Linked DNA regions of Homo sapiens: region 1 is linked to region 2. The links are chromatin contacts, found by Hi-C or POLR2A ChIA-PET in ENCODE. All regions are on one chromosome and are shown on one strand. Each heading gives the region's core, a stretch centred on a gene start or an enhancer-like site at or near the end of the contact. The rest is flanking DNA. Distances are from core to core; before and after follow the strand shown. Region 1 overlaps FAM178B (family with sequence similarity 178 member B). Region 2 overlaps FER1L5 (fer-1 like family member 5).

Region 1 (3,324 bases), core at 709-3,208, 270 kb before region 2:
TTGGCCTCCCAAAGTGCTGGGATTACAGGCATGAGCCACGATGCCCGGCCAACACTCATTTTTATTTCATTTTTTTCTTGTTTTTAGTCAGGCCCATGCTCTGCTGCCCATGCTGGAGTGCAGTAGTACGATCACAGCTCACTGCAGCCTCCAACTCCCGGCTCAAGAGGTCCTCTTGCCTCGGCCTCCCAAGTAGTTGGGACCACAGGTGTGCACTACCATGCTTAGCTAAGTTTTGTATTTTTTTTTAGAGACAGGGTCTCACTGTGTTGCCTAGGCTGGTCTCAAATTCCTGGCCTCAAGCTATCCTCCTGCCTGGGCCTTCCAAAGTTCTGAGATTATAGACATGAGCCACTGCATCTGGCCTCTCTTATGTTTAAACAAAGAAAGAGAAAGCAAAAGGCCATAGGTGAACGCTTTGGTTGCTATTGGTTTCTATTGTATTTAGGCATTTTATTCAGACTGATTTGAGTAACTTGGCAAAGGCCCAGGAGCTGATACGTATAAATAACTACACTTGGTGTTTATCCTTCGGCCATCACTTGGGATTCTAAAGGCATTTAGAGACCTTGCCCTCTGGGACTGCTGCCCATAAAATAAATGAGGAGGTTGAGGCGGGAAGAATCTTCCCTTGGGTGTGATAAGGAACAGAAATTCCAAGATGAAGCTGGTCAGAGCTCTGCTTAGGAAGGCCCGTGTGCTGAGCCCAGCTGCCCCCATTTCCTGTCACTGGTTTTGCGGGTTTCCCCGTTGTAGCTGATGTCCTTCCCTCGCTTCCTTCTGCTCCAGTGGGCGGCGAGGGTGGAGGCAGACACCTGCCCACTGTCATTGCTGTCATGGCTGGGGATTAGCAGCTCCCTCCTCATCTCTAGTCACAGCTGAGGACTCCGATGGGAACCTCCCTTCATGGGATCCTCAGGTCTGACAGCTGGGGGCTTCCCACTCAGCCAGGCCTGCATGGTATCTGCTGCCGATGGAGGCTCTGTCCCTCTGTCTCTCCCTCCAGGGCCCTCCAACATTCTCAGGATAACTTCGGACCTCAGCATTGGCTTGGCCGTGGACAGAGGCACCCCCTTGGACCCAGCATCCGTGTTCTTGATGTGGGGACGTGACTCTGACAACAGCCAATTCTGTCACCCAAGGCGTTTGAGCTTTCACTGCACACACCTCCCACCCCCTTTCCTTTTTCCCTTTTCCTCCAGGCTTCCCAGCCCAGGTGCTGCTGTTGGGATCCTCCTCCTTTCCCCAGAGTTAAGGCATTGTCTGTGCACAAGGCCCATTCCCTGCCCAGCAGCCAAGCTTGAGGTCACCCTGTGATAACCTGAAGGGCGTGGAAGGGCTTGTGGCTGAGCCAAGGAGAAGCAGCACTCCCGTCCCACCGAGCATGCACTCGGCCTGCAGAGGGGAGTCCTTGCCTCTAACCCTAAACACAGAATTCCTTGAAAGCCAGTCACCTCAGGGCAGAGCAGGACTATGTCCTTTCTGGCTTTCTGTTGCTCCTGGTCCCATAGACAAAATTTTCTCAGCAGCAATGAACTCAGAGGCCAATCAATCATTTCTCTGGCAGAAACTGCAAAGCCCACATAGCAGAAGGGAGATGTTGCAACTGTGGGGTCTCTCCCTTGGAGCAGCAGTTAGAAATGTGTTGATCTGAGCCAACAGGGCCTTGTACAATCAATTCTCCCACTAAGAAACTGGCGGGGTGCCCCCTCCAGCAGAATGCCAGAGCCAGCGTCTCCTCAGAGTCCCTGAAGCGCCAGCCTCCTCACCACATGGCCCTTGTCGGGGTTCTGCCAACTTGCAAGGTCCTCCAGACATTGTTTACATGGGTATTGTCTGCGTTCGGGCTGCTGTGCATGTTCTTGAACCATGCGTCTTGCTGGGGTCAGTCCCTGAAAGTCTCCATGTGACCGGGCACGTGGATAGAATGGAGCATGCCAGCAGTCCTGGGGTGCACGTGTATTTGTATGTACAAACGAAGGTCTATTTCAGGGTGGTAAACTTCACAACCACAGGAACAAAGCTGCTTTCTCCTCTGAACTTAAATGACTTAGAGAAAAAACATGCAATTTGTAAACTGCCTGGACATTCTCAGAGAGACAGCAGCTTGGCTCAGAGGATAATCTTTGTTTTGTAGCATTCTGTTCCTGGCAGATTAAAAAATGATGTCCTTTTTAAAGGAGAAGGAGGAGAAGCAGAAGGAGGAGGTTGGGCTGACTGAAAAACTTTTTATCTAGGGTGGCAACGTTAAGTACTTTCTGAAATGTTCTTTGCATGCATTTGGGCCATTAAAAAGAAGAACAAATGTGACTTACGTTTTCATTTCCTGGAATCCATGTTAATGATCTTTGGGACGTGGTCTAGAGAGAGCAAGCAAAGATGGTGGTCACAAAATGCGCAGGACGTAGGAGAATCCTACCCCAAACCCAGGCTCTCTGGGGATGACCAGGAGCTCAGGAACGGTGACAAAGTCCAGCCAACCCCCTATAAAATGACTTCTGAAGCACCTTCTACCAGAGGCCCTACAACCATATGAAACATTTCAACAACTCATTTTGCAAAGATCTGGAATCTTGTAGGTCAAGGTGATCTACCGGGTCAGTGGTCCCCAAGGCAGGGCTCATCTCCACACCAGCGCCGATTTTGAGAGCTCCTGTTAGGAGGAAGAGGCCCGAGGGGGTGGTGTGAATGGGCACACGGTCACAGCCACAGCCGCGTGGCTGGTCTGAGCACGCCCCCATCCCTGGAATCTGGGACACTTGCAGCTCACATGGTTTCTGAAGAATCCTCTATGGAACTCTTGTTTGGTATTTCCTTCCCAGAATGTCTTCATCCCGGGCCCCTTTCTGTTATTTTCCGGTCTTCTCAGGTGTCCCCTTTGTATCTGAAAAACATAAGGCAGAGCAGAAACGCCCTGTGTAACCAGATCGCGAGACGCTGGCCTCGTGGGGGTAATCGTGCCCGCCCCTTGCAGCTGGAGGAACCCGAGGCTAAGACACCCACTCCTGGCCTCACTCCTCACCTTTCCACACCCTTGGCAAATATTCCACTTTCCCCTGTGGTCAAATGGAAAGGGCAGACTGCACTGCCCCACCATGTTTTTTTGTTTGTTTGAGACGGAGTGTTGCCCTGTTGCCCAGGCTGGAGTGCAGTGGCATGATCTTGGCTCACTGCAACTTCCACCTCCCGGGTTCAAGCAATTCTCCTGCCTCAGCTTCCCGAGTAGCTGGGATTACAGGTACATGCCACCATGCCTGGCTAATTTTTGTATTTTTAGTAGAGACAGCGTTTCACCATGTTGGCCAGGCTGGTCTTGAACTCCTG
Region 2 (3,462 bases), core at 60-2,559:
TTTATTTATTTATGACCACTTTGTTTTATTGATTGGTTGAGACACGGTCTCACTCTGTCACCCAGGCTGCAATGCAGTGGCATGATCACGGCTCATTGTAGCCTCAAACCCCTGGGCTCAAGCCCACCCCAGCCTCCTGAGTAGCTAGGACTACAGGTATGAGCCACCATGGTTGGCTAATTAGAGACAGGGTCTCTCTGTGTTACCCAGGCTGGTAACAAACTACCTGAGACCACTTTAAATTAAATTTTTTGTTGGACACTCTTCAGGCTACACAGGCTACATATATATACAAACCATGATATCAAAAGAATACACCATATGATTTTTAATATAATAATAATAATTATTTTTTAAAGAGGCAGGGCAACGGCGGCTCACGCCTGCAATCCCAATGCTTTGGGAGGCTGAGGCCAGGAGTTCAAGGCTGCAGTGAACTATGGTCATGCCATGGAGGTGAGGAGTGGCTGTAGTTAAGCAAAGTGTTTTGGGCTGCATTTATGTGTGCTTGATACTTGTTCCTTTTGATCCAAATGATCTAGAGGGCCTTGGTGGGGTGGGGTGGGCACAGGGGCCTCTGGAGTGCTCCAGATCCGTGATCTGAGTGCTATTACAAGGGCATGTTTGCTTTGTGATAATTCACTGAGCTTGACACTTTGGTTTGTGTACTTTTCCATAGGTATGTTCTACTTGAAAGTTTACTTAAGAAATTAAAAAACAGTGGGGCAAAACACCCAAAATCAGTATGTAAAATACAGTGTGTCAAAGATGGAAAATGCTAAGGAGATAAGTGGGGAAGGGAAAAAGGGAGATGCCGAGTAATTTAAATAGAATGGTCACCTAAGGACTTTCTATGAAGATCTAGAAGAAATCATCTAGAATGCAGCCCAGAGAGAGGACAAGATGAAAAATATGGAAGAGATTTAAAAATATGAAGGACAGAATGAGAAGGTCCACAGAGGACAGAGTGAGTTCCGGAAGGAGATACAGTGGGGAAGAGGTAATTTTCAAAGGGAAAATATAGTTTTCCGGGATTTTTGGAAGACACTAGTTTCAGACCCTGGCCTTTGAGTGAAAGACTGGAATGATAAATAAGCAGAGATGCATGCCTGGGGCTCTCAGTGTGAGGATACACAACAGCAATTTTCCTCTCCTACTCTTGGAGAACTTACAAAAGCAACAAGCAGAAGGAAAATAACTCAGTTTTCAGCAAACCAAGGAGACAGATATAATCTGCAGACTCAAAATACACGTAAGGACTGCCAAAAGCAACTGTGACCGCCACCGAAGCCAAGGGGTGAAGCGCAGCAGCAGCAGCCACCTGCGGGACACGACTAGCAAGACAGACAGCGGGAAGCATGCTGAGTAGGGGCAGATTGCAGAAAGTGCCAGCAAAAACACACTCCCTGAAGGAGCTCAGGAGCTTATGAGGCAATGTGAGCCCGTAAACTTCAGAAAACAAGTAGAAGAAAAAACAAAAACAGAGATGGGAAGGTAACATAAGTAGTCCACGGGAGATTAGATGCTGCAGACAATTCAGTGAGGGGCATGGAAATAAGGATAGAAATAAGAAAAGTAACCGAAATGAAATGGAAAGAATAGGTCAAAAAAGGATCAGGGAGAAAATGACAGATACAGATAAAACCAAGGAGAATCACTAAACCCATAAATGGAGCCTCTGATGTAGAAAATTAAACAATGGAACAGAGTAAGTATTTTAACATGTAACCTAGGAAAACACATGAGGAAAGGATGGTCTTTTTAACAAATGTTGCTTGAACAACTGGATATTCACATGCAAATTAATTCAAAATGAATCATACAGATAAGTGTAAGAGGTAAAACTGTAAAAACTACAGGTGTGGCCGGGTGCGGTGGCTCACGCCTGTAATCCCAGCACTTTGGGAGGCTGAAGCGGGTGGATCACGAGGTCACGAGATCGAGACCAGCCTGACCAACATGGTGAAACCCCGTCTCTACTAAAAATAGAAAAATTAGCTGGGCGTGGTGACACGCGCCTGTAATCTCAGCTACTCAGGAGGCTGAGGCAGGAGAATTGCTTGAACCTGGGAAGTGGAGGTTGCAGTGAGCCGAGATTGTGCCACTGCACTCCAGCCTGGTGAGGGAGCGAGACGCCATCTCAAAAAAAAAAAAAACTATAGGTGTGTGTCGCCATGCCCAGCTAATTTTTTAAAAAATTTCTGTAGGATCTCGCCATGTTGCCCAGGCTGGTCTTGAACTCCTGGGCTCAAGTGATCTGCCTCAGCCTCCCAAAGTGTTGGGATTACAGGCGTGAGCCACCACACCCAGCCAAAACTAGAAAACTTAGAAGAAAAAATAGGAGAAAAATCTTCACAATCATGAGTTAACCAAAGAGTTCTTAGCTATAACACCATAAAAGAAAAAATAAATTGGATTTTATCAAATTAAAAATGTTGGCACTTCAAAAGACACTACTAAGAAAATGAAAAGACAAGCCACAGACAATTTGCAAATCACATATCTGGTACAGGACTTGTATGCAGAATATATAATGAATTATTGCAACTCAATAATAAGAGAAACAATGCAATTTAAAAACAGGCAACACATTTGAATAGACATATCACTAAAGAAGATAAATGAATGGTTAATGAGCACATGAAAAGATGTGGCCAGGCACAATGGCTCATGCCTGTAATCCCAGCACTTTGGGAGGCCAAGGTGGGTGGATTGCTTGAGCCCAGGAGTTCAAGAACAGCCTGGACAAAATGGAGAAACTCCGTCTCTACTAAAAATACAAAAATTAGCCAGGTGTGGTGGTGCGTGCCTGTAGTCCCAGCTACTTGGGAGTCAGGTGGGAGGATCACCTGAGCCCTGGAAGCACAGGTTGCCATGAGCCCGTGATTGCACCACTGCACTCCAGCTTGGGTGTCAGAGCGAGACCCTGTCTCAAAGAATAGAAAATAAAAATAGGCTGAGTGCAGTGGCTCACACCTGTAATCCCAGCACTTTGGGAGGCCGAGGTGGGTGGATTGCTTGAGCCCAGGAGTTTTGAGACCAGGCTGGGCAACATGGTGAAACCCTGTCTCTACGAAAAATACAAAATCTAGCCGGGCGTGGTGGCACATGCCTGTAGTCCCAGCTACTTGGTGGGGCTGAGGAAAGAGAATTGCTTGAACCCGGGGGGCGGGCGGAGGTTGCAGTGAGCTGGGATTGCCCCACTGCACTCCAGCCTGGGTGTCAGAGCGAGATTCGGTCTCAAAAAATAAATCAATAAATAATAAAAATTAAAAAAAAAAAGGTGCTCAGTGTCATTACATGAAATGCAGATTAACACAACGATGAGCTGCCACTGTGTGCCTACTATACTAAATAAAGACAGATGATAAATGAGAAACTGAAATCATCTTACATTTCTAGGAGAATATAAAATGGTGTGGCCACTTTGGAAAAGCTTGGCAGTTTCTTAAAAAGCCATTC

What was found. Hi-C counts contacts between places; a loop is a spot of excess contacts on that map. ChIA-PET counts read pairs that join two places held with the same protein, here RNA polymerase II (POLR2A). Pooled maps may share reads with other maps.
Region 1: a loop to region 2 is called in a pooled map of gastrocnemius medialis, with 2.0 times the contacts of the local background. The contact joins two enhancer-like sites. A Hi-C loop is called at or near these places in 1 of 50 pooled maps. POLR2A ChIA-PET finds 5 or more read pairs at or near these places in 2 of 52 experiments (T-cell and activated T-cell).

Annotation. Positions count from the first base shown.
Region 1 is chr2:96,951,810-96,955,133 of GRCh38, reverse strand. The region is part of intron 6 of FAM178B (family with sequence similarity 178 member B); the gene reads left to right. Among named protein-coding and RNA genes, the nearest start is that of FAM178B, 33 kb to the left of the region's middle. Within about 2 kb of position 1,958, at least 12 of the 41 ENCODE cell types and tissues checked have a DNase peak (open chromatin) inside an H3K27ac peak, as active enhancers do.
Region 2 is chr2:96,677,923-96,681,384 of GRCh38, reverse strand. All of the region lies in intron 19 of FER1L5 (fer-1 like family member 5), which reads right to left. Among named protein-coding and RNA genes, the nearest start is that of FER1L5, 37 kb to the right of the region's middle. Within about 2 kb of position 1,309, at least 2 of the 41 ENCODE cell types and tissues checked have a DNase peak (open chromatin) inside an H3K27ac peak, as active enhancers do.